Regions from separate parts of the Homo sapiens genome. Here region 1 is linked to region 2. Evidence: chromatin loops called from intact Hi-C (ENCODE). Cell type or tissue: IMR-90. All regions are shown on one strand. Each heading gives the region's core, and the rest is flanking DNA. Links, peaks and the distances in the headings are about the cores only.

Evidence for each region. Peaks named below come from ENCODE experiments on the same cell type or tissue, not always from the same donor. Only the 100,000 strongest peaks of a DNase experiment are listed, where the experiment ranks them.
Region 1: a loop joins it to region 2, with 2.3 times the contacts of the local background. A loop is called at or near these places in 5 of 110 quality-filtered maps.

What each region holds. Positions count from the first base shown.
Region 1 is chr18:59,735,165-59,750,923 of GRCh38, forward strand. No RefSeq gene overlaps it. Among named protein-coding and RNA genes, the nearest start is that of CCBE1, 46 kb to the left of the region's middle. In IMR-90, for the core only: no CTCF peak of the experiment used is centred there; DNase peaks (open chromatin) are centred at 7,877, 8,607 and 9,247; H3K27ac peaks cover 1,255 bases.
Region 2 is chr18:59,688,511-59,704,269 of GRCh38, forward strand. It overlaps CCBE1 (collagen and calcium binding EGF domains 1), which reads right to left and starts at 8,913. Exons shown (of 11, transcript NM_133459.4): 1 at 8,702-8,913; 2 at 8,119-8,199. The coding sequence starts at 8,832. It also overlaps the pseudogene ACTBP3. In IMR-90, for the core only: a CTCF peak has its summit at 8,922 (motif pointing right); DNase peaks (open chromatin) are centred at 8,011, 8,881 and 9,211; H3K4me3 peaks cover 2,523 bases; H3K27ac peaks cover 1,702 bases.

The DNA.
Region 1 (15,759 bases), core at 5,310-13,309, 47 kb after region 2:
GGAGTAGGAGATGTAGGGACAAACAGAAATGAGTGACAAATAAGTCTAGACCCAGCCTCCCAAGGAAGAGGGAAAGTAAATTTTCTTGCCTTAGGCCATCAGTCTATTCCCATTAACATGCAGTCATGGTTGGAGAGGGGGTCAATAGGCTGGGTCAGGACAGAGTAGGTGGCTCCACTGTCCACAGGGAACTCAGTTTTCCTACCTGCCAGATCAAGGGTGAGCTGAGGCTCTGCTGGCATGATAACAATGGAATGTGCTGCAGTTGGAGCTGGGCAGGAGTTCAGGCCCTGTCAGTTGGTGTGCATTGATCTCTCATCTGAGAGATTGGCAAGGGGGGGTAGCTGGCCAGGGTTGCCTGCCAGCCATCTTATTTTAGTGCAGTCAGGGCAGTCCCTCTTCCAGGGGCCCTCCCTCCTGTAATGTGCATATTGGGTCTGTCCAAGGCCACTTATCTTTAATCAGTTGTCAGTTCTCCTGGGCCTGGTAGGGTCACCCTGAGGTGGCTGATGGATAAAGGCAGCTGAAAGCCATGCTATCTTGGCCAATCTCCTCATCAGCCTCCTCTGTCCTGTCTCTGTTATTGAAAATCCTTTTTTTTTTGAGAGGGAGTCTCGCTCTGTCGCCCAGGCTAGAGTGCAATCTCAGCTCACTGCAAGCTCCACCTCCCAGGTTCATGCCATTCTCCCACCTCAGCCTCCCAAGTAGCTGGGACTACAGGCACTCACCAGCATGCCTGGCTAATTTTTTTTATTTTTAGTAGAGATGGGGTTTTACTGTGTTAGCCAGGATGGTCTCAATCTCCTGATCTCGTGATCCACCCACATCAGCTTCCCAAAGTGCTGGGATTACAAGTGTGAGCCACTGCACCAGGCCTGTTATTGAAAATCTTAAAAGCCTTCTCCACCAAGGTCGACAGCAGGGTCTGGGGTCCTGCCTCCAGCTCCTGTATTTCCTTCTAACATCCGGATCTGACTGAGTGATAAAATGCATGGCAAGCAAAGCCCTCCCCTCCCCTGACTCTGGCCTGCACTGGTGTATTTCTTAAGGACCTCAGTGACTCAATTGAGGAAGACTGCTGGGCTCTCCTCATTTCCCTGGGTGATTTCTCTGACCCTGTCATAGTTAACAGGTTTTACTATACATTACCTCATTCCTTCAGTCAGGCAAGTGACCAAGTGGCTCAAGTTAGCATTATCTACATTGCAGTCCCACTTGGGATCTTGTGCTGGGACTGCATCTCCCCTTACATAAATGACAGCATATTGAGAGGTTGGTGGCCACCTGGCCATCTGCACATTTCTTAACCTTCTTAAACATGTGTTCTTTCTCATCAGTAGTGCAACAGTGTGCCAGAATGACCATAACATCCTGCCATGTAATGAAAATGCTAAATTTAGTTTAACAAAATTTATCTCTAAACTCAGAGGCTGGCCATGGTGGCTCATCCCTGTAATCCCAGCATTTTCAGAGACCAAGACAGAGGGATTGCTTGAGCCCAGGAGTCTTGAGAGCAGCCTGCGAAACATAGAGACACTCTGTGTCTACAAAAAAATATTGAAAATAAGCTGGGTATGGTAGCACACACCTGTAGTCTCAGCTACTCGGGAGGCTGAGGCAGAAGGATGGCTCAAAGCCGGAGTTCAAGGCTGCAGTGCGCTATGATCAGGCCACTGTATTGCTGCCTAGGCAACAGAACAAGACCCTGCTGTAGAAAAAATAAAAATAAAAAATAATACACTTATCAGGATTCTTCGAAAATCTACCAAATTTTCCTTTACACAGTCCTAGATCCATTGCCAAAAAAGCAACATGCACCCTTGTAACTTCCCTGTTTCCATCTGCCACTTCTCTGAGGAGAAAATAGCCCTGGGTTGGTGGAAGAGCAAAAGAAGGTGCTGTTGGAGTGGTTTTTCCCATTACTTTTAAGGGCAAAAAATGCAATTTGCAATTAATTTTTCACCAACCTAATACTTAGAAGACATAAAGAAGATTATAGAAGCCAAAGTCAGAGTGCCAGACAGAGGTTCCTACCAGCCGAACCAATCAGCCATTTCAATCCATCCTGTATAGATGTCTATTCAGGCTGAGCCGTTGAAGTTAATGAAAAGTGAAAGCAGGCTGGGCGCAGTGGCTCATGCCTGTAATCCTAGCACTTTGGGAGGCCAAGGCAGGTGGATCACCTGAGGTCAGGAGTTCAAGACCAGCCTGGCCAACATGGTGAGACTCCGTCTCTACTAAAAATACAAAAATTAGCCAGGCATGGTGGTGGGCACCTATAATCCCAGCTACTCGGGAGTCTGAGTCAGGAGAATCACTTGAAGCCGGTGGGGGCGGGGGGAGGCAGCGGAGCTTGCAGTGAGCCAAGATTACACCACTGCACTCCAGCCTGGGTGAAAAAGCGAAACTCCATCAAGAAAGAAAGGAAGGAAGGAAGGGAGGGACGGAGGGAGGGAGGGAAGGAAGGAGGGAAGGAAGGAAAAGTGAAAGCAGGGAAGGAGGAAGGTAGAAGAAGGAAAAAGAAAGATACCACAGATGGGGACAGGAGGTGAGGGAAAGCATTGTCTCAGGTTGGGGACTGGTGAGAAGCCCCTGGAAGGAAAATGCCAGTTGCAGTGGTGCTGAGCCAATGGTTCAGGTGGCCGCCCATCAGCCGTGAAGGAGATGTGTCTGGCTGTTTCACTAACTCACAAGCCTCCCACTCCTGGGAGGAAAATGCTCCCCACATATCATGCTCCTGGCTAGCTCATCAGAGAATCTGTTACAGATCACAGGCCCTTTGGTTTTCCCCATGTAATAAAAATTAACCTGGGGCCAAGCAAATTTCCCAGACCAGGTTTTTATTTCAGGGCTTGTGCTGGAGCACAAGGGAGACAGTAGAGATGCAAGGACTCTCTAGCTGACTCCCTAGAAAAGCCAGGAAGGATTTATTAGGCCAAGTGTGGGAATTGACATAAGGGGTAAAGTATGCAGGCTGGCTGGGCAAACCATCTGAGGGATAGGGTATGCAGTGAGCATATCTGGTTGTGATGGCTATTATTGTTTTGAGACAGGGTCTTTCTCTGTCACCCAAGCTGCAGTGCAGCATTGTGATCAGGGCTCATTGCCGCCTCAACCTCCCAGGCTCAAGCAATCCTCGTACCTCAGACTCCCAAGTAGACGGGACTACAGGCACGTGCCACCACACTGGGATAATTTTTTATTTTATTGTTTTTGTTATAAAGATGAGGTCTTGCTATGTTGCCCAGTGTGGTCTAGAACTCCTGGGCTCAACTGATCCTCCTGCCTTGGTCTTCAGAGTAGCTGGGACTACAGCCATGTGCCACCATACCCAGCTAATTTTTTGATTTTTGTTGTTGTTGTTGTAGAGATGAGGTCTTGCTACATTGCCTAGGCTGGTCTCAAACTCCTGGGCTCAAGCAATCCTCTGGCCTCAGCCTCCCAAAGTGCTGGGATTACAGGCATGGGCCACCATGCCCAGCCACAATAGTTATCTTGAGTAATGGACCACCTGGTGGTCTGGCCAGCAGCAACCATGCTGCAAATCACTGTTGAACATTCCTTCCTGAAGTAGGACACTCCATAACCTTGGTTTGATATTTAGATTTCCAAAGGCCAGTTCCTGAAATTCTTTAAGTAAAAGGCATGGTTAAACATTATGAGAGCACAGAAGACTGGCTATTTGCTTTGTACAACTAAAGCCTCAGGGTTAGCAGGAATATTGGTATATTGCCAGTGAGGTAGTGGTGTGGGTTTCGTGATTAGTGGGACAAGAGAAGAAGAAAAAAGAAAAAAAATTTGTGAAAGAGGAGCTGTGTCCCATTTCTATTCTATCTCAGTATCTGACAAAAGAAATTTTGCAGCTGTGATTAAGGTTACTAATCAGTTGACTTTGAGCTAATCAAAAAGAGAGTTTATCTGGAAGTGCACAATCTAATCACATGAGCCCATTAAAACCAGAGAACTTTCTCCAGCTGGTGGCAGTGGGGAAAGTCAAAGAGAACAGAAACACTAGAAGGACAAGACACATAGTTGTTAGCTGGAAGATGGAGGGCATCATGAGCAAGGATGGAACAGCCTCTGGAAACCGATAGTAACACCAGTCAACAGTCAGCCTGGAAATGCAGATTTAGTTTTCCAAGTGCAAGGGACTGAATGCCAACAACCTAAATGAACTTGGAAAGAGACACTTCCTCAGAGGCTTCAGATGATAGTCCAGTCTGGCCAACACCTTGATTTTGGCCTTGTTGGGAGTTAAGCAGAGAGCACATTGAGCCCACTCAGACATTTTGACCTAAAAAAACCGTGAGAATAAAAGGATGTTGTCTTTAGCCATTAAATGTATGGCCATTGGTTCCACAGCGATAGAAAATGAATATAGGACTCTCAGAAAAGTTTGAGTACAAGACCTAAACTTTGTCTACATGCTGTATAAATCACCTAGAAAGAAGGTCTTTGTTATTTTTCTTTAAATTATAATGGAAAAATTTAAATCCCATTTATTATCTGTGTGTGTGTGTGTGTGTGTGTGAGAGAGAGAGAGTTGTAAAGCAAATCAGAAGTTTTTTAAATTGTGACTGTGGGGACAATCTATATTAGCATCATCTGGGGGGCTAATTAGAAATGTCGCTTTGTGTCCCATAGAGGCCTATTGAATTAAATGCTATGGCATGTGGGGCCCAAGCATCTGCATCACTAAATCCCCAAGATTCTAAAGAACCAACATTTGATAACAAACTGACCTAGAAACCTCTCTCTCTCTCTCTCTCTCCAGCAGCCCTGGCTTCCTTCAAAGCGGTGTTTTATTCCTCAGAACCAAGATGGATAAGGATCCACACTCTAGTGGATCCTCTCCACTCCTCCATTCCCTCCACAACCCTCCCATAGAGACTAAGTTCTGGGGGGCAGTATCAGAACACAGTGCTGGGGACAGTACTGGTGAGCCCTTGAGTGTGAACTCAGGAGTCAGAATGCCAGAACTTTGAATCCCAGCTCTGCTGCTGAGCTAGTTGGATGCTCCTGGGCAAGTTACCTAAGTGCTCTGTGCCTTATTTCTTCCATGTGTAAAATGAGGATGATAAATTACCTACTTTATAGAGTTGTGGAGATTAAATTAGTGAATACCATTCAAGCTCTTACAAATACCTGACACATAGGAAGCCCTCAATGAGTGTGAAGAGAATATTATTAATACTTGTTCTCTTGGCTTCCTGACAAAATCCATTTATCTCTATGTCAGATGCTACATAAAATATTCCAACTGCATGCTCAGAGTCAGACTTAAATCACCAAAATCCAGTTAACTTATGTCACAATAAACTAACCTGCTGAATTGAATGTTATGTCAATTTTTAAGCAATTGTGATTAATCATAATTTTGGGGCATCATTTATCAGCAAAAAAAATAATGTTCTTAGAATTGTGCCACAGCACTCTCTATTATGTGCCTGAACAAATTAGCTAGAGCTTTATATAATGGGCAGAGATATTTGTTGTTTTCCTATAGAGAAACCTGAACACTCATTGAATTTTTACAAATGAATAATCGGATTTATTTTAACATGATAACGTTACCATACATAATTACTTTGGATAATCCTCTTTGTAATTGTAATGCCATCAGTGAGATATCAGTTTCTTGGGGTTTTGTTTGCTTGCTTTTCCCATGACCCAAGGAGGAAATGCTCCCAAGAAAACTCTATCTAAATAAATGTGGCAGCTGGATTAAAGAAACTTGGTCCTCTTGGTGATAAGATTATTACGAGTATGCTCACTTGTGTTTCTTTGCTCTTTCATGTCTTCTGTTCATTCATACATTTTAAAATGTACATTGACATACTATGTGCTGTGTTAAGAAATGATGACAGACAAGACAGACACAGGTCCTACCCTCATAGAAATTTTAAAAATATAAGAGCTGTATTTGTTGCAAGTTTACAAGTCCAGGCACTGTGCTAGGCACTTAAAATAGATTGTCTTTTTATTTTTTTATTTTTGAGATGGAGTCTCACTCTGTCACTGAGGCTGGAGTGCAGTGGTGAAATCTTGGCTCACTGCAACCTCTGCCTCCTGGGTTCAAGTGATTCTCCTGCCTCAGCCTTCTGAGTAGCTGGGATTACAGGCATGCACCACCATGCCCGTTGTATTTTTAGTAGAGAGGGGGTTTTGCCATGTTGGCCAGGCTGGTCTTGAACTCCTGACCTCAGGTGACCTGCCCGCCTCAGCCTCCCAAAGTGCTAGGATTAAGGCGTGAGCCACTGCGCCCGGCCAGATTGTCTCTTTTATTTCTCACAGGCATGTAGCTCCATCTTATACATGAGGCCATTGAGACTCTGAAGTTAAAAAACTTGTTCAATATTGCACAGCTACAAGGAAATAGAATTAGGATCCAAATCTGACTTTAAACCCACCTTCCTAACTACAGTCCTGCCATCTCTTTTTGCAATTACTTCTCAATATCAAAACATCTATTCTTTTAGGTCGATTGCTCTATGCACCACACACAAAAATTCCTTAACTTTGACCTTGTCAGGCAGCCAGATCCCAAATATGACCCAATCTTGTGTGTCTAACCCAAGCCCCTCTTCTCAGCATGTCTTACTCCCTAACCCACTCACTTCTTCAGCCTCAAACACTACATCATACACTCCCCCTTCCCCTGCAACTATCAAGTTCTTTTGTATGTTCATCTAATGTTTCAAACTAGATTGTAAGTTCCAAGTTAGACTATAAAATTTCCTCAAATACCTATATTTTTTCTCTCATCTTAGCCACTGAAGTTGGGCAGACAGTTAGGTGCTCAATAAGTTACCATTGTCTTTTTCATTGCTAACTTAGTTCTATGATCCTAATAACCACAATAGGTTCATAGAAAAGGCAGGTGGTCTTTAGGAATTAATAAAGGCTGGGCTCACCTTTATATTATAGGTGGGTCACACCTATAATCCTTCCACTTGGGGAGATTGAGGCAGGAGGACTGCTTGAGGCCAGGAGTTTGAGACCAGCTTGGGCAACATAGTGAGACCCCCATCCCTACAGAATAAATAAATAAATTAGCTGAGTGTGGTTGTGCACACCTGTGGTCCCAGCTACTCTGGAGGTTGAGATAAGAGGATCCCTTGAGCCCAGGAGTTTGAGGCTGCAGTGAACTATGATCATGTCACTGCACTCCAGCCTGGGCGACAGAGTGACAACCTGTCTCTAAATAAATAAATAAATAAATAAATATTTTTAAAAAGAAGAATCAGTAAAGAAAACGTCCTTTCTCGGCTGCCTCCCCTCTCCTCCAATTAATCACTGCCATGTTCAGAACACTGCCTACATCTACTGCTATAGACTTTGCATGACCGGTTTTGCAGTGAGCACACAATCCTGGTTTACATAATGTAGACCGGGTTTGCATCTCTATCTTAAGCCTTTGGGACAAGGCCAAAGAGATCACTGGAGCACCCACTTAGCCTGAAATTGAAGGATAGGAACTCAAGAGTCTCTCATTGGTTGTCTCCTGCTCTGAAAATACACAGACCTCTGTATTAGCCCTTTGCCACTTAACACTTACAGCCTTGAGATGTCATTTTTCATAGCTGTGTATTCTACAGGCTTCTGAGCAGTGACGTGGCCTAGCCCAGTGACACGGAACAAGTGCTCTCTAAGTGACTGTTGACTGGCCCTTGATTTACTGAGGGAATTTTTGCTGGGGCCTCTTGTGTGGAAGCTGCTAGAACTTCCCAAGGTGTTGATAGCCACTGGCTCCTCAAAGAGGTTCAGGGCAGCCGGGAAGTATTTCTCACTTTTGAATGTCTTGGCTGAACTCTTGACTTCCATGCTCCATCTTCCCCACTGCTTCCCTTCTGGAGTATCAAATGCCATGTGGTTGTAGTCATGACATTGTAAAATTGCCCTGCTAGCTCATGGGAGGAGAAAAGTCTTGAGACAGAGAAAAATTTGATGGGATTTTATTCACTCTGAATCCATCTCTGCATGACTGTCTATGTCCTAATCTCAGCTAGGAGATCTTGCATTTCTTTTCCTTCTGGAGATGGGGAATAGGAGCAAGCTGAAAGATTCTCTGTGGCTTTAGTTGGGAAGAGCTGGAGTGGATGAGAGCTGTCCTCTCAAAGACAACCTCCTTAGGAGACCTCTGGGAGCCACTTTCCACTGGGACACTAAATGGGAGCTAAAAGGTTGTCATTTTCCCACCCTCTCACCTCTGTCAAGGCCGTCCCAGGTCCTGTGCAGACTGCATTAGGGATGATGTAAAATCAATACCCCCACACCTCACTTTACCCTCCACTCTCACATAGAAGATGATAAAGCATGTCTCTGTGCCATTGGGAAGGACCTCACCATAAGTTTTCTTTTCTCATCTGCCTCTCCATTCCTCAGATACTCTGTTTATGTGCTATTTATGTCCACTCTTATGGAAGAGGATTGCAAGTAATCACACAGGAGGGAGATTAGAATTCCTGGACCATTGGCTTAATATTCCAGAACACCATAATTCTGTTATCATGAGCGTTTACTAGATTTTCATTCCTCGTCATAGTTTACTCTATCTTAAAGGAATATTCTGTATTTCTTCACTCTGGGTTCTCGTAGATTTGGATTCCTTGAACAGCTTGAACTACTTCTTAACCACATATTTCCTCATTTGGAAAATATGAATGAAGGCTGCTTTAACCCTTTGTATTATATATTAACTCTTTTTACACATCTCTGGTGTAATCCTGGGGATTTTCCTTGGACTTCTGCAGTTGGTGGTGATTATTCCATGAGGAGAACAGAGCTGGGTCTCTGAGGTTCCTTTCCTTCCTTATCTCTCTGTAATTAAAGTTGTTGCCTCTGAGGAGCTCCTGGGAATTATATTTAACAGTTTGACCTCCCAATCAAATGGTCAGACAGGACATTAGGTCATACTCTTAATCATCCTCAGAATAAAAACTTGTTGAAAATGTAATGGAGATCACTATCCAATCTATTTGATGTACTTTTCTAGGTAAACCAAGCAAGCAAAATTATGCAACAGGCCATCAAGAAGCAATAGTCTGAAATTTTAAGTGAGAAAAAAACCTTGGACACAATATAAATGAAATGTCATTTTTTTTTTAAAGAATGCCCCCAGTTGAGTAATTCCAAGTATATGCATCATTCTGTGGTGAATGTGAACTCTGACTGCAGGACAAGGCTGGTGACACATGGGTTACTTAATGGTGAATAAATCTGTTGAAATAAAAAAATGCTTCCAGCACTAAAGTGTGTGTTCATATTTTGACCATATGTCTAAAATGCATATTTACTTAAAACCAACATGGACAGGCTGAGTAACTCAAGAGTTACGATAATCTAAGAATCATCACTAGCCAAGCCTTTTTTTTTTTTTTTTTTGAGACAGGATTTCACTCCTGTCGCCAGGCTGGAGTGTAGTGGTGGAATCTCAGCTCATTGCAAACTCTGCCTCCCGGGATGAAGTAATTCTTGTGCCTCAGTCACCCAAGTAGCTGGGATTACAGGCGCATACCACCATGCTCAACTAATATTTGTACTTTTAGTAGATATGGGGTTTCACCGTGTTGGCCAGGCTGGTCTTGAACCCCTGACCTCAAGTGATCTGCCCGCCTTGGCCTCCCAAAGTGCTAGGATTACAGGCATGAGCCACTGTGCCTGGCCAATCACTAGCCCAGCTTTCTATAGAATGCCTTCTTGGTCTCATTTCTTTGGTACTGAGCAGGGAATTCTAAGTGAGGGTTGCTGAGCCCTAGGTGCTCTGGAGCTTTCTTCCCCATCAGATACGGAAAATATTCACAGTCACCCTCTAGGCACATTTCTGAGTCCTATAACTGCTCACTATGGGACTAGAGGGCAAAGATAAGAGCCATGACTCCTTTTTTGTATAGGGAGATTGAGTCTAGTCTTTTTTTTTTTTTTTTTTTTTTTTTTTTTTTTTTTTTTTAGCAAATGCTGATTGCTCTTCCCTTTCTCTCATCTTCCCATTTTTTTTTCCTCCAACAAAATTCTAAAATATAGATGGGCAGAGGGTCAGAAAAAAGTGAGGCAATTTCTTTCTGATGGCTAAAAGCTTTAGCTCTAATTCTCTTTTTGCACAGATTTTTTTTTCTAGCAAAAGCAACAGTGATAGTTGCTGTTTATTATTTTTAGACTTTATTTTTAGAGCAGTTTTTGGTTAAAGCAAAATTGAATGGAAAGTACAGAGTTCTCATATACTTCTGCCTTCACATATGCACAGCCTCCCCAACCATCAACATCTCTCACCAGAGTGGTACATTTGTTATAATCGGTGAACCTAATTGACACATCATTATTGCCCAAGTCTGTAATCTCCATTGGGATTCCCTTTTGGCATTGTATATACTATGGGTTTGGACAAATATATCATGGCATGTATCTCCCATTATAGTATTCCAAAGAATAGCTTCACTACCCTAAAAATATCCTGTGCTTTGCCTATGTATCCTCCCCTTTCCCCAACCCCCAGAAACCATGGATCTTTTTATTGTCTTCACAGTTTTGCCTTTTCTAGAATATCATATACTAGAAATCATGCAGTATGTAATCTTTTCAGACTGACTTCTCTCACTTAGTGGTATGTACTTAAGTTGCTTCCAAGTCTTTGATGGCTTGATAGCTCATTTCATTTTAGCACTGAATAATATTCCATTGTCTGGATGGACAACAGTTTATCCAGCCACCTATATCTTAGGTGTTTCCAAGTTTTGATAATTATGAATAAATCTGCTATAAACATCCATGTGCAGGTTTTTGTGTGGACCTATGTTTTCAACTTATTTGGATAAATACTGAGGAAATAAGTTGCTGGATTATATGGTAAGACTATGTTTAGTTTTGTAAGAAACTGCCACACTTTCTTCCAAAATGGCTGTACCATTTTGCATTCCCATCTGCAATGAATCAGAGTTCTTATTGCCCTAAATCCTTTCCATAATAAGCGTTTTGGATTTGGGCCATTCTAATAAGTGTGTAGTGGTATCTCATTGTTGTTTTAATTTGCATTTCTCAGATTAAATATGATATGGAACATCTTTTCATATGCTTGCTTACCATATATATACATCTTATTTGGTGAGGTGTCTAAGGTCTTTGGTGCATTTTTTAACTGGGTTGTTTTCTTATTAAGTTTTGAGAGTTCTTTGTATATTTTGGATAACAATCCTTTATCAGATGTGTCTTCTGCAAATATTTTCTCCCAGTCTGTGGCTTGTCTTCTAATTCTCTTGACAGTGTCTTTTGCAGAGCAGAAATTTTTAATTTTAATAAAGTCATTTTATTATTTCTTTCATGGAGTGTACCTTTGGTGTTGTATCTAAAACATCATCACCATACCCAAGGTTATCTAGATTTTCTCTTATGTTATCTTTTAGGAGTTTTATAGTTTTGCATTTCACATTTAGGTTTATGATCCATTTTGTGTTAAATTTTGTGAAAAATGTAAGATTTGTGTGTAATTTTTTTGGCATATGGAGGTCTAATTGTTCTAGCACCATTTGCTGAAAAGACTATCTTTTCTCCTTTGTATTGTCTTTACTCTTTTGCTATAAATCAGTCGACTACATTTGTGTGGGTCTACTTCTGGGCTCTCTGTTCTGTTCCATTAATCTACTTATCTGCTCCTTTACTAATACCACACTGTTTTGATTTCTGTGGCTTTATAGTAAGTTTTAAGAGTTGGGTAATGTCAGTCCTCCAACTTTCTCCTTCTACTTCAGTATTGAGTGGGCTATTTGGGGTCTCTTGCCCCTGTATAAACTTTGAAATCAGTTTGTCAATATCCACAAAATAACTCACTGAGGTTTTGATTGGGATTGCATTGAATCTATAGATGAAGATAGGAAGAACCAACATCTTGGCAATATTGAGTCTTTCTATCCATGAACATGGATTGTCTCTTCATTTAACTAGGTCTTTGATTTTTTCCCAGAAGTTTTGTAATTTTCTTCATATAAATCTTACATATATTTTGTTAGCTTTATACCTAAGTATTTCATTTTTAAGGGGTGATAATTCTAAATTCCTGAGGTGCTAATGTAAATTGTAAAATGTATTTTTTTGTTTGTTTGTTTGTTTTTTAGATGGAGTCTCGCTCTGTCACACAGGCTGGAGTGCAGTGGCGTGATCTTGGCTCACTGAAACCTCTGCCTCCTGGGTTCAAGCAATTCTCCTGTCTCAGCCTCCTGAGTAGCTGGGAATACAGGCACATGCCACCATGCCCAACTAATTTTTGTATTTTTAGTAGAGATGGGGTTTCACCATATTGGTCAGGCTGGTCTCGAACTCCTGACCTCAGGTGATCCACCTTCCTTGGCCTCCCAAAGTGCTGGGATTGCAGGCGTGAGCCACCATGCCTGGCCGGTAAGATGTATTGTGCTTTTACAGATTGTGTTTTTACTCATTCAACTTTTACTGCAAGGCACCACTATATATGAAAAGGAGTTTGGAAAGCTATCTTGCTGCTCATGTTGTCATCATTGACATCATCGGGCATTCAACTTTTCAACTTTCTTCTAACAGATTAATTCATATTTTAATAAAGTAATTTGTATTTTAATAATTAGGGCAGGTACAGAAAATTAGAATTTCTAGTTTGGAGAAAGACTTAATCTCTTCCAATCACATCTCTGATTTGTAGCTTGAATACGCTTATAAGTGGTCATTTAGCATTTATTTAGATACCTCCACATACAGGAAATTCACCATCCATGATCTGAGCCCACCATTAAAAAAAATACCTCTTATTGTTGAAAAAGTCTTTGTTGAAATAAATCAAAACCTTGCTTCTTATCACAACCTCTCCTTGACCCACGTTGTATAACTTAATCTCTTTTTCTTGTAATAGCCCTTAGAATAAAGACAATTATCATGTATTCTGAAGTGATTTTGTTCAAGGTGGCCATGTTCAGTTTCTTCAAACACATATGGATTTTTTCATATGAACATCACATAGGGTGTTCTTCAAACACATCCCCTCACCATTCTGGACACTTTCCTCAGAACAGTTTGTCTAGATGTCTCTTAAGTTGTCATGCAAAAAAACAAAAAAACAAAAAACAAAAAAACACCTGATTATGCTTCTGTTAGGCTACGATCATTATCTCTGTGTCATCTTCATTTCACACGAGAACACTAAGACTACCTAGTAAGTGTCTTATCCAAGGTGTTAAGCTAGACTTTGAACTAGGATCTCTGTTTCACTTAGCAGAGAAAAAGAACCCCCTGCATTTTAACACTGGTCTGTATTTCTTGGTATGACATACAAATCTGGCCAGAGACCCCATTTCGCATTGAGGCAGTATAACGTGAGCTTCTACTGGTTTCCATGTAAGTGGAATAGTGGTAAAGGGCTGAGCCAAAAAGGCTTTCTGGGAATGTCAGTTGGTTAAGAACTTGGGACAAGAGAGTCTCACAGTTACCTGCTTGAGGGTTTGAGTCCCCTCACTACCCCCTCCTTCCTTCTTTCCTTTTTCCTTCTTTACTCCCTCCTTTCTTTCTTTTCTTTCATCTCTCTCTCTTTCCCTCTTTCCTGGGCACTGGTACATATTGTAATGTTAGTCATTTCTTCCATAAGACAGTCTATTTGTGACTCACCTCCCTTCTATGATGACCACATCAAGTAAGTGCTATTGCCATCGGCCACCAATAAGGAGACTGGAATTTGAAAAAATGCTCATACATAATTGAATATTCAGCATGGCCAGTTCAAACTTATTTTTAGCTACAAGTGATATAACAAGGAAATCATTCTTTCTGGAGTATCTGAACACAAAAAGGTTTAGAAAGAAATGATAAACTTTAGAATTTCTTGAATCACAAATTGCTCAAAGCAAAATAAATAATTCATTTTAAGAAATAAGTAAATGCCACCTGGCACTTTTAAGATACTCAAAAAAGAAAACAATCTTTGTGTCATAACTCCTGAAAGAATTGAGTCGTAATAATAGAGCCATCCTATAATGGCTGCAGTTCTGATAGACTTATGACTCAGAGTCTAGGAGACCCAGCTCAAGAGAAGGTTTTGCTTGACCTGAGAAGAACCTGCTTTCTCAGGTGGCCAAGAAGGATAAAGGACACTCAAGCTGTAACTATCCTGATTGTTCACATTGCCCACCTAGACTGGAAGAAAATATCTGGGCCAATAAAAGCCTGGTTTTCTCTTTTACCTATTCATTCATTCACTCATTCATTCAACAAATAATTTTTGAACATCCACTCATCTATCTTTATCATTTATGAGTTGTATAGACAAGATACTTAAGGCCAGGCGTGGTGGCTCACGCCTGTAATCCCAGCAGTTTGACACTTATTCAAGTTACTGTGCCTCAGTTTCCTTATCTGGAAAACATGGATAAGATTTCTTCCTAGGGTAGTTGTAACCTTTGTATAAGTGAATTGTATAAAGTCCTTCACACAGTGCCTGGCACCTAGGAAGCACTCAACTATTAGCTTTTATGATTATTACCGTGTCCCAGACAATAATCATATATTAGGTTGGTGCAAAAGAAATCAGTTTTTGCCATTACTTTCTATGGCAAAAACTGTAATTACTTTTGCACCAACCTAATAGTAATAAGATATATTGGACAGTTTCCAATAGACAGTTTCCAATATATCTTATTACGTATCTCCCTGTTTGAATAAACATGGGAATGTAACCACTCTCTGCTCTTGTGATCACCTCTCAGTATATCAGAGTTTCGTGGCTAGAATAGATCAGAGAAGTCATCTTGTACAAATCCTTTATTTTATAAATGAGAAAAATGAGGCCCAGTGATAGAAGGTGACTTGCTCATGGTTACAGTGAGTAGGAGACCCAGGACTGGAAGTCATGTCTCCCAACTCCCAGCTCAGTGGTTCTCCAGTTCCCTTTGCTTCCTCAATTACTGCATCTGCTGTGGCATTTGTTTACATCGTACCACATCCCCTTATCACTAGGCATGAGAATAGGTCATTGAGGACATCCTGTTCTAGTTCTGAGTGCCCTTGTCCCTTTCTCTATATTCTTGCTTTAGAGAATGAAACTAGGAACTACACTTGTTACAGACAATAAATAATAATAATTTTTCACACGCACACACCCCCACACTTGTTTCAAATACATAATTTTATTAATAAAATAGATTACAATCCTTATTAATTTTTAATGAGCATTCAATATGGGTCAGGCCCTGAGCTAAACACTTTCCATGCATTGTCTCTTTAAGAAAGGGCAAGGAGCTTACTTTCTGGATCAGGGTCCATTGCCACAGGTGGAGAAACGTGCTCTAAGAAAGTTGATTTACTGGGAGAAGTTCTTTTATCTCAAACACTTCAAATGTATTCAGTTGGTCCTGTCCCAAAGATGCAACCATCTGAGCCAGTATGTTAAACAAAAGTAACACAGATTCCTTTTAATGACTGAACAAAAGACTCTTGTAAATTGCTGAGACTATGATCAATTCCTTATAGTTATCTGGACTCACCTTGAAAATCACTGACATAAAATATTACTGTTCTCCAATAATGTCTTTCAATGCTAATTATCACTACAAAAGAGAAACTTCATAGCTAGTACACCCCAGTTTCAGAAATTCTTCTAAGCTTTAAACTATCCCAGAAGGCTGCCCATTTCTCCACAAGCCTTTAGCACCCAGGTTTAGGGGAAATGCTCTGTCTTTTAAGAAATTTGAAGGTTCTTCTCAGGGGTCCATTGTGCAGTGACCCATGAGAGGGAACTTCACTCATTGCAATCAC
Region 2 (15,759 bases), core at 4,514-12,513:
CAAAGCGTGTGATAATTGATATGCAAATCAATGAGGTAAGGTAGCAAACCAAGGTAACACTCAAGGGTTATTCTATTGGCACAGGAAGGCTTGTCATGGAAAGCCATAGAAAGGCAGCAGGAAGTGAGTGCTCAATCAACTCCTTGCAATAAAGTCAGCTTCTTAGAAACTGGCAGATTATGCTCATTTCGAGTATCACTTAGGAATGATGACTTGAAAGAAGTTCCAGCTCAACAAAAACTATGATTCCTGGAGATCAGAAAACCAAGTGACAACTAAAGATGCTTGGCCAAGAAATCCAAACACTGTAATATAAATAAGGTGATACACAGGTAAGTGACCCAAAGATGAAGATGAGTAAGTGACCGTCCCAAGGTCACCTTGAGAATTCAGACATGTGGATGAGGTGTTATAGATGGAAAGCCCCAATCCTGGTGTTTGTATTAAAGTGGATCTACAGGAGTCAAGTTTTCTTTTGTAAGGGGCTAGGCAGTAAATATCTGGGACTTTGGGGGCCAAATTGGGATTCTGTGTGTTCTTTTGCAATGCTTTCAAGACAAAAACTACTCAAACTATTAGTAGTACAAGAACAAGCCATGGGCCCTAGTTTGCCAATCCCTGCTCTCTACCAAACTCCCAGGATTAGACGCTACCTGTTGAGAGCCCCCCTGTATCTCCCACCAGTTCTGTTTACATAGCCTCCTGTGGGACAGCCCACGGGGCTGACATCCGTCCCTGTCATTCCCAGAGGGCCAAGGATGAGAAGCTTCACTCCAGATGAGGCAAATAGAATGTCCCACAGGAGTGGCCAAGAAGGAAAGGTCTAGAACGGATGTGGTCCCAGTTTCTGAAGTCCTCAAGGTCATGGTAAGATGAACTAGTTCTACCACAACCAATAAGGTGGCAACATATTCATCCAAGCTTTCACATTGGCTCTTGGCACACATGGATCATACCTTAAAGCTAGAAAGATGCGACATTTTGCTTAATGAGGATTAAGTGTGTAGGCATCACTACCACCCCATTCTCTACAGGTGTTTCAAGCTGGAAACTAACTGTTCAAGAAGTGTCACATACTTATATGATGACAGATCTATAATGCATTATGTGGAGAGTCAAGCAATGTTGGAGGGGCATGCCTTCTTTAAAACTCTGCTTACAGTCACTGTCGGAAAACATGATGCTGGCCTAGGTGAACTGGGCTTGGGGTATTTGTCCCTAGTGGGGCAACTCTGATGCTGCTATCCACATCACAGGTCACATGAGAAAATAACACCTCCTCTTTGTAATGCTTTCACATTGCAATAATTCTTGGAAGAAACTTGCGGTACATGCTAAGTTCTTGCTAGCGCCTCTGCAGAAAACCTTCTGTTACCACCATCCCTGGGTTTTCCTGACTCTGCTTGAAGCTGTGGGATTTCTGTTGCTGAAAGGACACAGCTGGGCTACCGGCAATTAAGATCTTAACCTCCAAAGTGTGACATTAATCAAATGTATGTCCAAAACAAGTATCTTAAAAAGGTCCCAAAGGAAATCTTTGGGTCAAAATTCCTTTACTGAAAGATAAAGGGAATTAAAATTCCTTGAGGACAGAGGATTTTTGTTGTTGTTGGGGGTTTGTCCAATTTTCAGATATATTCTAAATGTCTAGAACAGTGCCTGGCAGATTGTAAGTACCCAACAAGTATTCGTTGACTAAGTAAATGAAGCTTGTTCATAAGATTAAAATTAGTCAATAGCTAATTAAAACACTATTTAAAATGAGTCAATAGCTTCGCAGAAAAAAAGGACCTCACTTGGCAGAAGAGGAACTGCAGATGTTATAGCTGTTTACTTTTTCATCCCGCAAATAAAAGCAATAATCTAAAACAGAATGTGATCTTTGTTCTCTAGATACTCAACAATGCCTTAAATGCCAGCAGACCCTCTAAACTCACAAAAGGAGCTCCGGTCCTGCTGAGCAGGAGAACAGCAGGGTTTGGGAAAGCTGCTGATTGAAATGCAAGCCTTCTCCTGAGAAGATAGAATATCTAGAATCAAGAAAGAGGCATTTGGCTTTTCCGGGTGCACCCACCCCAGCTTCACTTACAAAGGATGAAGTTAACCATAGGAAGTTGGGCAGCAACCAGAGTAGCAACTGGATCTGATCTCAAAGGACACACCAGTGAAAGAGCAGCCTTTTGTGGTTACTGAGTTAAAATTGTTTCCAATTACTCCGTATTGTTTCTCTGAGAGTGAGTGAGAAGTGATACAGAACCTTCCCTCCCTCGAACACCTGTTCTTGTGGGAAGGCGGGGGACCCCCTTTAAAACCTTGATCCTCTACTCCAAAGCCAGTGTCTGTGGCACAATTAAACACACAGGCAGGAACCCACATGTCCTCTTCAGGTGTTATTTAAGATGGCAAGTTCAAGGAGTTAGCTATAGCTGCCAGAATCTAGCACCTGTTACACATTAGCAATTAAAGTTAAGCGGATCTAACTTGGAACCAATGAAAATAATGGCAGCTTCTCAGAGGTCCAGTTAATCTCTGGTTTTTAGAAGAGTCTTCCTAGCTCAGATTTTAAATAAAGCACATTTGGATAGCAAGAGAAGTTCCTGAAGACCTAACAGATTTCAGTTAAATCTTATTGTTTACTTTTAACATAGTCATTCTGTCATTCAGCAAATATGTATTGAACAACCTCTCTGTCCAGGCATGGAGCTAGCCTCTGAGGATATAGTCATGAATGAGGACAGATGGCTCATGCTCTCAGAGGGTTGACAGCCCATGCTAGAGATGGCCTAACACAGGAGAGGAGAAGCTGCCTTCAGCATGCAAGGTGTGTCATTCAGGTCATTCTGCACAAAACCACCTCCAACTAGCCCCTGCTCTCTTCTTCACAAGATTTTTTGTTTGTTTGTTTGTTTTTGTTAGATGGAGTCTCGCTCTGTTGCCCAGGCTGGAGTGCAGTGGCGTGATCTTGGCTCACCACAACCTCCGCCTCCCAGGTTCAAGTGACTCTCCTGCCTCAGCCTCCTGAATAGCTGAGACTATAGGCGTGTGCCACCATGCCCAGCTAATTTTTGTACTTTTAGTAGAGACGGGGTTTCACCATGTTGGCCAGGCTGGTCTCAAACTCCTGACCTCGTGATCTGCCTGCCTTGGCCTCCCAAAGTGCTGGGATTACAGGCGTGAGCCACCGCGCCCAGCTAGAGTTCTTCACAACTTTCATTTTGTTTCCTCCCTGAACTACATGCCCTGAATGAGCCAAGTCTTCACAGAGCTGCCCTCAGTACCCGGCCTCAGCTATGCCAGCCACAGGACAGGGAAACAAGCAGAGGAGAGAGAAATCAGAATGGGCCTGGGGCTAAGGATCTGATTTCTAGTCTTCCTTCTGCCAGTAAGACCCTTCATAATCCTGGGGAAGGGATGAAAGTGGTGTAACTTCAAGTTCTAGTTCAGGCTATGCCTTCCACTGGCTCTTATGGTCATGAGTAGAGTAGCTTGTTAGTCAGGGAGGTAGCAGGAAACAAAGATACTCTAATTTCCCCAGGGCACTAGGTTTCTGGGCTCTCCTACATTTGAAAATAGCATCTGCAAACGAGTGATGTTTCTGGCTGTGGTCTCAAATTGCTCTTTCAAAAAGATGAAGTTCATACGACTCACAAAATTCAACAAACATCCATTGAGCATCTAAAACATTCAACATGCAGACTTGGCAAGATGTAGTGATGACGATGGGAGGTATTACTAACATAGCACTTCCTATGTGTCGTGAATTTTTCAAAGCATTTTACATGTATTAAGGCACAATCCTCACAGCAGCCCTATAGTTTAAGTACCAATTGGATGCTCATTTTACAGATGAGAAAATTAAAGCACAGATATTAAAACTGCTCAAGGTCACAAAACCACCAAGTAGTAGAGCTGGGATTCACACTGGAGCAAAGAGTTTATATTATTTTATATGTGTTTTGACATTATCGAAGCCCACTCCCCCGCCATGGGAACTTGGTGACTTGCCAGAGAAGTGCATTATACAGTCTTTCCTCAAATGTGTCCTTACCTAGAGCCCAATGCTATCAATCTGGTAGTACTATTCTAATTAAAAGGACCTTGCTCTTCAAAGCACTCCAAGTAAACACATTTGCAAAAACATCACATTAATTTTCACATTCTCACAAGACTTGGCAACACAGTTGTATTATCTCAAAGAAAAGTGGGTGTTTTACATCCCCCATGTCACTATTTCCCATGGGAACATTGAGCTGCCCTAAGCAAGAACACTGCCTCATGAGACAGCACGGGCTGGACAGATGAATACCGGCAGGGCAGAGAGGCACCTGGGGCATCCCTACCACTTAGCCTCCACGTGGAGTTCCATGAACCCCAAAGCCAAAATCACAGCGAGTTTTTAAAAAGCATTTAACACACAGTTAAAAGAACCACTTTGTCAAGCCAAAGCACACACACACACACACACACACACACACACACACACACACACACACAAACAAAAAACGCAAAGCCAAACCTATCTCATCTTGTTTTCTGTGGTGAAGGTGATGGCAGTCAGTTGGAGCGAGCATACCCTAAAGCTCTACAATGTGGCCAAGGACTTTGACTGTACATTGTTCTTTTTTTTAAATAATCATTCCAAATATTGCGAGATGCATTGTTGCAGGAAGTCCCTTGCCCTCCTAAATGCCACCCTACTTCTAAGAAGAATGGCTCAGTCCTCTCTGGAGTCCACACAGGGGAGGTGATAGCATTAGCATTGCTTTCATGTAAATTATGTAATGCAAAATTTTTTAAATCTTCTCCTTAAAACTTTGTTTCATTTGTGACCAGCTTTCATGGTCCCCCTTTTTTGTCCCCCAACTTGAGATGTGTGAAGGCTTTTGGTCTCCCTGAGAGTGGGTGGAGGCAGCCAGGGCTTAACTGTACACCAACTTGAGACCAGTTGACAAAAAGTGAACACTTTAAAAAAGGGGGAAAAAAAGAACCACTTTGAAGAACATGGTTAAATCTTCTTTTGCCCAAAAGCCATTTCTAGCTGCTTGTCTCTCTTCCCCATCACTAATACAGCATATGAACTACATGACTTTGAACTCAATCATACACCATTGCTTATTGCTCACAGTTTCAAAGTCCTGGATATAAAATCAAGTCTGCAAACTGAGACCAGAGATTGTATTTTATCGTTTTATACTCAAACATTTTCTAGGACTTTTCTGAGCTCGTAATAGATGCACAATAGATTCTTAATTAAGAAGTCAAGGGTTGATTAGGATGTTTATTCCACAGCCTCAGTGAAAATTGTTTTATTAGTGTTTCCTACACACGAGAATATTTCTTGTTAAAGGAAAGCCTTTTTTTTTTTTTTTTTTTTTTTTTTGAGACAGAGTCTTGCTCTGTCACCAGACTGGAATGCAGTGGCGAGATCTCAGCTCACTGCAACCTCCGCCTCCTGGTTTCAAACTATTCTCCTGCCTCAGCCTCCCAAGTAGATGGTACTACAGGTGTGTGCCACCACACCATGCTAATTTTTGTATTTTTAGTAGAGACGGGGTTTTATCATGTTGGCCAGAATGGTCTCGATCTCTTGACCTCATGACCCACCCACCTCCGCCTCCCAAAGTGCTGGGATTACAGGCATGAGCCACCGCACCCGGCCTAGTAACTTTTTTAAAGTCATTTTTAAACACACTTCAAGTTCAGAAGTGGCTTCCAGAGTTCCTTCACTTGTGCTGAAAACCATTCACCAACAGCCACCTGGTAAAGAGAATTCTATACAGTCAAAGAACATTCCATCATCAGTAATGCTGTATTACTTACAGCTCAATTCAAAGTAACCTTTAAAGACTGGCTTCCTGGAATGCTGGTTCTTTATCTCACTTTAGTTTAACCTTTAGTTTAGTGAGGTAGGAGAGCTAACTGTTTGGTCAACTGAAAGGCCTCCATGCTCCTTTAAGGATCTGTCTAAATAGGTCTGCATGCGTCCTGGGGATGAGGACACTGGTTTCTTACAGCAGTGCTTCAAGATTTTATGCATCTCTCATTAAGACAGATTCTGATTTAAGAGATCTGGGGGCAGAGGCCCAGGATTCCAACAAGCTCCCAAAATCATGCTGTGCGGCTGGTTTCCAGATGATACTTGAGGTAGTGAGGGTATAAAGGGCTAGGACAATCAAGTCACAAACTAAGGAAAATAATATCCTCTATTCTTGGGATTCAAGAAGAGTAGATTATAGAAACAGGATAAGACCAACGGAATACAGAGAACTCTCGACTTCCATAGAGAAAATAGATCTAAAAACAAAATCTAAGATCTTTTCATATACACAAGGATCAACACCACTTTCAAGCTGAAAGCATCGTTTCCCATTCCTTTAAACAAAGTTCTTTATTCTCCTTGATATAAAATGTCATTTTTGCGAGATCTCATAGCAATTTGAGTAGCTATTAGTGAAAACACATGCCAAGGTGCTGCTAGTGTCTCCTGTTCAAAGAGTATAAAAGAAACACCACACTGCTTTAAGAAGTCTGGAAAAGATGACAGTAATGGCATTAACAAACAATCAGGCACCAAATGGTTTCTGAAAATCTAACATGCATTCTGTAACTGTCACTGATTTATGTGAAGTCCGACCTTCAGGGACTGAAAAAATGAGCAAACCATCTCAGAGACATTTCCCATGTTAAATTCGAGGCTTTATACTGTGCTGATAGGAAAACAATGTGTCCTAAGAAACACTGTGGTCGTGTGGATGAAAGACACGGCTGGAACCAGGCAAGCAATCCTGCTGCCAGCACCACCAGGTCACTTCACCAGCTCGGTGACCTTGCTCACCCAGTTAGCCTCTTTAAGTCTTAACCTGCCAATTGAACATACTCCTTTCTCCTCTACTACCTCTCTCATTTTGTTCAGCATTCACCCCCCGCACACGCCAAGAGAAAGGAGCCTTTCCTAAGCCCAAGGAGTGACTTGATTTGCCTGATTATTGTCCCTTCACTGCCAACAACAGATTTAAGAGCAGAAGTACGCGATGTAACTGATGGTGCTTTTGCACCCATAAACTGACAGCCGTGGAACCACTTGGTCTGAACCTTTGGGTATATGAAATGCTCTCACCTGCAAGAAACGCTATGATTGATTCACAGGCTACAACCTTATAAGGAATAAAACATTGTTTTCTTTCAAGTTCGTTTCTAGGGACTGCTGCGTTACCTTGTACTACTCAGTATTTATCCTGGCAACCCGAACAGAGCATGTGAGTCTCCAGAGACAGTCAGGTGTGGGCATATGATCACATTACCTTGTACAGCGCCTCTAAAACGCAGATATCCAATAAACGTTTATGGGTGCATGTTCCCCTATCCAGTGAGAGCACTGGAACAGAACCAAGAATTCAATGGTGAAAAACCTAAATCAACCCTCATCTCCAAAAGGCTGCAAGCAGAACAGTGGTTCTCTCCTTTCAGAGACAAGAACCACCTGGGGAACATTTTATAACTACCGATTCCCTAGCCCCATCCACGCTTAGTTTTAACAAGCACCCGGGTCACTCATTTAACAAATACCCAGGTGAATCTGTGGCCCACATTTTTAGAAAGACTTTTTTCCTCTGCCCCAACAATCTTTTTGTTTTCACTCAACACAACCACTCACAATCCTCCCCCTACTTTTTTGTCCAGAGGCCGTGACAGCCACACTCTGCCCCAACAGAAGGTCAGAAGACAGACAAGTGCCAAGAATTGCCTTGTTGACGCTGTACTTTCAAAACAAAACACAAATACGAAAGCAGCCACCCGTGTTTGCTATGCCCCACTGTTTACACCCAAAATCCAATCCAATCTCCTTCACAGACTTCCACACAAGTATTTCAGGGAGCGGCAACCATCCTCAGGATCTCAGGGCACACACCCTAGACGCAAAGTCAGTTGCTCAGTGTTGCTCTGACTCCGATCCAACCAACCCTCAAAGATTCGCACCGCGCGGCACGCACCCAGCAGGTTCCAGCGTAAAAGCTGCTCCGGTCCCAAGCGCGTCTCCAAACCCCTCCTTTACAGCGCCGCCTCCCCAGCCAGCCCCGGTGCGCAGTGGCGAACAGCCCGCAGAGCCCCCAGGCTTACCTGTAGCATGTGGTGAGCTCGCCTGAAGACTTCAGACACGGGTATTTAGTCGTCGCGATTTTGCTCTCTGAGCAGATTTCTCTATGAAAAAGTGCAGAGGAAATGTTCGATTCTCAGCGGGAGAGCGGAGGCGGGCAGCGCGCGCTGGGGAATCCCTGGCGCGTGGGGATCGCCAGGCTCCCCGTCCCGGCGCTCTGGGCAGGGGCTGGTCCCCAAACGCGTACGCGGGGCAGACTCCGGCCACAGGGACGAGCCACGCGAGGGTCACGACGAAGCGAACCAGCTCCAGGAGAAAGGAAGCGGGGTTCACGAGCTGTGCCAGCCAGTGTGGCACCCGGGGGGAGGCAGGAACGCGGGGCGAAGGGTATCCCTGACGCGACCCACGGATGGCAGGGCGCAAAGGCTGATACCCGGGAGCGGAGGGAAGTGTCGCCCAGGACAGCTGAGCACTCTCCTTATCCCCGGAGAAGTGAGGGCGTGCGGATCGCTGTGGGAGTGGGCGCCGGGGAGGACCGCCCGCACCCCGCGAGCCGGGCGCGCATCAAGCAGGAGCTCGCCCTCCGCTGGGGCTTGCAGCGCTTACCTGTCGCCGTCCTCCGGCTCCTCTCTGTAGGTCCACGTGTGTCCCAACGCCAGGAGCAGCAGCAGCGGACCCAGGCTCCTGCCCAGCTGGCCCCTGGCAGCTCCTCCCCGGCTCGGAGGCGGCGGCACCATCAGGGAAGCTCCCGGCTTCTTCCCAGCGCCGAGCTCCGTCCGGACCAAGCGTCCTGCTCCTCCGCGGCCGCCGCCGCCTTCCCTCTTCCCGGCAGGGGGCGCCGGAGAGCAGGGGCGTTTGCACCACCTGCACGGGGAGCAGGGGTCCGGAATATTATGGGGCTGGGGGGAAAATGAGGCTAGGAGTTGGGGTATCGGATGCAAACCCAGCAGAGAAGCAGGTAAAGGGGGTACCTGCGGTGTCCGGCTGGCGCGAGGGCCCTGAGGTTCAAGTTGTCTCGTCGGGACGTTCACGTCCGATTGACAGACTTGCTGGACTCGGCTTGGGGCTGCGCCCTCGCCTCTTCCCTCTCCCTCCTCTGGGAGAAGCGCGCAGGGTGGGGAAAGCGGGCGGTTGTTTGCATTTTGCACCAGGGTCTCACGACCGGGAGGAGGAGGAGCTGATTCTCCACCGGGGAGAAGAGGGAGGGGGAAGAGAGGGGTTAATAAGCTTCCTTCCTGTTGTCCATGGGTTTCTAAAGCCCAGGGTCAGGCCAGTGTTCGTCTTTCCTCCGTGAGGACCTACCCTGAGATTTGCAACTATCTTAGTCTTCTTTTCTCTTAGATTATGTGAGGAAGGAGGAGTTGAAAGGCTACAACGGGCCTCTCAAATTGTTCAAACCTGAAATAGCGCTATTTATATAGTGTAATCACTCTTCCTTAAAACCTTTAGAAGAAAGTTCTCTGGTTGTTTCATTGGTCAATAAACCATGCGCTGTCTTCTTCATAACTCGAGTTCGGAACAAGTAAGGAGGTCTTTCTGGGAGCCTTACATCTCCTTGTCCTGAGCGGCTTTAATACTGTTTCCACGCCGCGCACATCAGAGCTGGAAACGCCCCCCCCCATCAAATGAGACACGTGGGGGCAAATTAATTACAGGTGCTGCTACCTGCTAGTGTATGCAGCCGCGTTGATAGGTAACAAGAAAACGGAGGAGGGGGGCCGTAAATCGGCTCCCTTGACGGTGACCCTAATTGTAATTCGTGTGTCAGCAACTTAACACTTTGTTGCGCTTTAGGAGTTTTCTCAGCCTTTTCCAGAGAAACTGGGGACGTGGATGTGGCCCAGAAATAAGTTGAAAAAGGAAAAGTTCTAATGCCTAAGCTCTAAAATATGCGTGGTTCTGCATCTCACAGGACAACGAGGTAAAAAGGTGGCTTGTTCACAAGTGACCGGTGTGTAAATTGGTTAGGTAAGCACATATTTTGATATACAGAATATGCTGGTCAACTGAGAATTACCACACATATCACATACACATTGACTTTTTTTTTTTTTTGAGACGGAGTCTCACTCTGTCGCCCAGGCTGGAGTGCAGTGTCTCGATCTTGGCTCACTGCAACCTCCGCCTGCCGGGTTCAAGAGATTCTTCTGCCTCAGCACCCCAAGTAGCAGGGATTACAGATGCATGCTTCCACACCCGGCTAATTTTTGTATTTTTAGTAGAGACAGAGTTTCACCATGTTGGCCAGGCTGCTCTTAAACTCCTGGCCTCAAGTGATCTGCCCAACTCGGCCTCCCAAAGTGCTGGGATTACAGGCGTGAGCCATAGCAGCCAGCCCACACTGATATTTTTGATAGCAATGACATTGTCATTCTTCCGTAGAATGCTATGTCTTTTCCTAAGATTTTTCATATTCAAGATTTTATTTGGTTCCCACAATATCCCTTCAATCTGAGCATCTGATTTCTTAGTTCTGTGAGGTGTGTTTTTTGTTGGCTTATTTTACAAAACTTACATATTCGGAAGACCACCCACTTGATATTAAAATATGACACTGCTACTTAACACAAATGAGTTAATTTTTATTTGATAATTCAGAAGACATTTCAGGATGTTGCAAAACTGGAGAGTGATCATCATGAGGTCAGAAAAAAAAAACCATGAGGTCAGAAAAAACTGGATTCAAACTCAGGCTGTTTGGTTTCCTGGAGGAGTGATCTGAAGCAATTTACTTCTGACACTCTGTTTTCTCATCTGTAAAATGGGGAAATATCTCTCATCAATTTTTATGAGTATTAAATGAAGCAATGCTTCTATAGCATTTTGTTTATCATGCCTGGCATATGTTGAGTGCCCTGTAAACATTATTACTTGTAACGTAATTATTGTATTGCACAGAACTTTAAGTTTTTGCCTTCTAGCCTTCTAGCTTTTCACTTCCTAGATATATAGGAATCCACTTTATAACAGTTGTTTGGGTTCCTAAAGACAGACCTCACTAAGCACATGAGGAAGAAACCCCTTCTGGGGCTTATGATAATTGTATCTCTTCAGATTGTGACAAAAAAGTGTTTGATATCCATCTTGGAAGGGAGAGGCCATCTTGTAATCTGGTAGGAGGTTCTATTTTTAATTCCTTACCAATTACTGTATCTTGACAACTTGCTGTCTTTTTTCTCATCTTTACGCATTTTATTCTTCTACTGTTGCATTGTGGACGTTAGTTCTACAAGTAACAGAGCGTGGTATAGGAGATTAATTATCAGTTTCATTAAATAGTTACTAGGCCACAAGTGCAGACCTGCAGCATTTCAGGGAAAGTGATTCAGGCTGCAAAATGATAACAGCAAAACCATTATACACAGCTGTGTGGCAGAAGATTGGCATCAGAGCTGACTTTGCCACCTTTTTATTTTCAGCTCCTGGTGCTGAGTGCCTATGAGAATAAGGGGTTAGAGAAGTTGCTGGGGCCCAGCAAACAGCTCAGGTTTGCACAGGGAGGAAATCCCAACGGTGGGTGGTCAGAGCATTTCATACATTTCTGTAAGAGGTGATCTGGAGCCGAAACCTTCTGAAAAACCTTTGCCTAGAGGCCTGTAATTTCAACCTACTGCCAGCTACTGACAGCATGGGGTGCAGTGAGGAGTTGCTTGTCCGGGGAGCACTGCCAAGCCGGAAAGAGCTATGGATGGCCATATATGGATACCTGCCCCCAAAAAGCTAAATACTCCTGTAAAAGACAAAATCTGCATTGCCCAGGCTGCGGGCTGCATGGGAGATGTCAGTGCTGGGGCTGACTGGTGGGAGCCTCAAGGGTGCTGAGTTTTCTTTCCTCCCTTCTAGACCATGTGCAAGCCCAGGCCTGCCCTGTCCCCTCACCTATGAAACACTGGCCTGAGAGAACATGCCATCCACCTCTTTCATAGGAGTGTTACAAAGATTAATGATAGGGCCCTAAATGCTCCTTGGGGGAGGCCGTGTGTGATTATGTGATTATTTCTTTTCAGCATACCACTCTCTGCAAAGTTTTTCATAAAGATCTGTCAGTTTCCCTGAAACAAACCAGAGAGCAGATAGTTATACAATTTACTGTGTCCTGGGGATGTGGGGCTGTGTCTGGGGCTTTCTAGTGCATACTATGTTATAGGTTAGAATCCCTGGTAGACCAGGTATTGTTAAGTAGTACTGCTGCATGTTGCCTGGGGGTGGGGTGACTGGCTGGAGAATAGAGAGACGGCTGCGTACAAAAGTAAAGTGAAAGGAAAAAAGAAAAGTAAACACCAGGACACAGGGCAGAGAATATGCTTCTAAATAAAATCAGTTGTCTCTTCTCAGTTTTAAGGGACTCCAACATCTTATTTGAAGAAAATCAGAATATAAAGAACAGACCACCACCAACTGGGACAATTCATTTCACCATTTAAAGATTTTCCTATAAAAAGGATTTGTGGTGGCTGACAAAAAATAAACTATTGTGTGTGTGTGTGTGTGTGTGTGTACATATGTACACAAAGTGTATGTAGTATAGGGCAAAATTAGACAAAGAAATTAAGGCAAAGGAAAAATCAGGATCAAACAGTAAAATAAAGCTGATGTTATGTTAATTGGCAGGGCTGTATAAGCAGAAAGTCCTGGGCCACGTTTCAAGCAGATCACAAGTCGGTTCTCAAATTCTCAGAAGTCAACTCAGGATAATTACATGATCAGTCATGAGATTCAAGGTAACCATAAAAGAAAAGCCTATAAATTGCTTGGAAAAAATGACAGTTTGTTCCCCCGGTCTCCCTGAAATATAGCAACAGTCACCTAACTGTAAGGTAAGGTGAAACAAAGCTCAACAAGTGTGGGTAAAGTTCATATTGTACTGTGAGTGATAGGCATACGATAAGATATCCCTAAAACAAAGAATTGCCCTGATACCTTTCCTTCAGTTTCAGTTTTGATTGACGTATATAGGCAGGTCTGCTTAGAGAATTAGGGTTACATCTTGGAAGGTGTGAAAGTGTGCCAGTCTCCAAACCATTGTGGGGGACTGTTTGAGGCAAGAAGAATAAAAAAAAAAGTTTTTAAAACAGTAAATGGATGTTAAAGCCCTGGTTTTTGGGCGTGTATATTACCTTTTCACTAAGCCTGTCTTAGTTTTAACTTGCACAAATTCTGAAAGTTGATTGAAGCTGTTGGTCTCTGGAATTTTCTCCCAAGGCAGGAAGAAATGTCTGATTCCTGTGTCCATGACAGAATCACACCATTTTTGCCCAATTTTGAAATAAAAGCCATTTTCATAGATTAGTTAGCTTTATACTTGGGTAGGCCACTCAAAAATGTACAAATAGAAAAAAGAGAACCTTCTAGCTACATGATTATCTCCAAAAATATCAAGAAAAATTATCCATGTGATTTGGATGTCTTATTTGGTCTGGAAAGTTGTAACACACAGGGGCCCAGTCTAGGTTTTCCCCCAAATCAGTATCTGTTGAGGCAATATGAGTTGGCAGTCTCCTTGACCAATCAAGAGCTATAGGATCAAACCTGGGATTTGGGGTGGAGAAGCGTGTTCTAACACCACTCAATTCTGCAGCTCCCTTTGCAACAAATAGCGATGGCAGGAGCTGCAGCTGCTCTGACCCATCTCTTGTCCCCATGAGCATGAACAAAGGAAGGACAAGGGGCCAGCAGCAGATGTGGGGCCACTGGCTCATGCTGTGAAGTCCCTGTTCTAGAAAATGGATTTGAATCTCCCGAGGACTTATGAGCTGACTCCTTTGAGTGTCTGTCATTCCAATGCTAGCAACATCTCGTTTTATTTTTGAAGAGCAAACCCTGTTTATCTCCCTTAACTCGGCAAGGGTAAGAGTTACTTAATGTTTATTAAGAACTGGGAGATATTCACTCAGTAATATGGTATCAAACCAATTTGACAGGTAATAATGCTGACTTGGAAAGTGTTTTGATTTGAGCCAAGATATCTTTTATGGTGGAATAAAAATAATTCTACTACCCATGCCAGCAGAGGATGCTAATTTAAAACTTTTTTTTTTTCCTCTGGATATGAGGTTGACCTTACTTTCCTCTTTTAAAAACTGGACTTAGAGAAATAGCACTGGGAGTTGGGAAAAAACTAGACTTAAAAGTAAGTTTTACTTTGGTTTGAAATTCAGTTCTACCACCTAATACCACTATGACCCTGAAACATTTGCTTCATCTTCCTGGGACTCAGTTTATCCACAGATAAAACAGAATGACAATATCCATCTCATAGAACTGATGAAAAGAGTAAATAGGATCTATAACAAGCCCATCACATCAGAGGTAATAAATGATACCTAAGATTATTTTAGTTTTTATCTTCAATAATTGGGATGTAGTTATGCTGGACCATCCACCCTGTCTCATCTTATTTGCTTTCCATGAAAGATAACTTTGTGAAATTGATAGCTAAGGATAGGACACCATGTCATAGAACAGCCTAAAATAAATAGCAGAATTGACATTGGTGTCATTAACATTGTGCTTAAATCAGACATTAGGGGGTGACTGAGTCTCTAAATCAAATCACCCAATAATGGTTGCTAGAAAATAGAATGCATATACTTCCTTTAGAGAAGAGCTGTGCTTCTGATTACTGTCTGTCCTACTTTTACCTCATTGTTTAAATGTTTGAGAGGCTACCTAGTTAAAACCCAGCTGTGATCAATTCTATTTTTCATTTATTTATTTTAGAGACAAGATCTGGCTCTGTTACCCAGGCTGGAGTACAGTGGTGCAATCATAGCTCACTACAGCCTCCAACTCCTGAGATCAAGCGATCCTCCCACCTCAGCTTCCCAAAGTGCTAGGATTACACACGTGAACTACGGCGCCTAGCCTGATCAATTCTAGAGAGGCAAAAATAACTCTCTTCAAATCTATCCACTAGTGACATCATGTTCTGTTGAGCTTTTCTTACTGGGTGACATCGGGAAAGTTTGCAACAGTGTAAGGGGCCCCAGCCTAAGGAGTCCACAATCTCCTTGAAGAGCAGCTGTGTTTAAAGGAAACAGCAGTCCATACTGTGTAGAAAAATCTCAGAGTTCAGGTTTTAAAAGTTGTTAGTTTTTTTTTAAGTCGTTAAAGATTCTAATAGAATGTGGAATGCATTTCTTAATGAAAATAGAGGCCTGTGGGCCAGGCACAGTGGCTCACGCCTGTAATCCTAGCACTTTGGGAGGCTGAGGCAGGCAGATTGCCTGAGCTCAGGAGTTCAAGACCAGCCTGGGCAACATGGTGAAACACTGTCTCTAATAAAATATAAAAAATTAGCTGGGCATGGCGGCATGCACCTGTAGTCCCAGCTACTCGGGAGGCTGAGGCAGGAGAATTGCTTGAACCCGGGAGGCAGAGGTTGCAGTGAGCCAAGATCATGCAGATGCATTCCAGCCTGGATGACAGAGTCAAACTCCGTCTCCAAAAAAAAAAAAAAAAGAAAGAAAGAAAATAGAGGCCTGTGGCTCTATTTTCTGAGGCAGTGGGCACAGTTACTCACACCTGTAATCCCAATACTTTGGGAGGATGAGGCAGGAGGATTGCATGAGCCCAGAAGTTCAAGACCAGCCTGAGCAACATAGAATCTGTTTCTACAATAATAATAATATTAGCTGGGTGTGGTAGTGCACACCTGTAGTTCC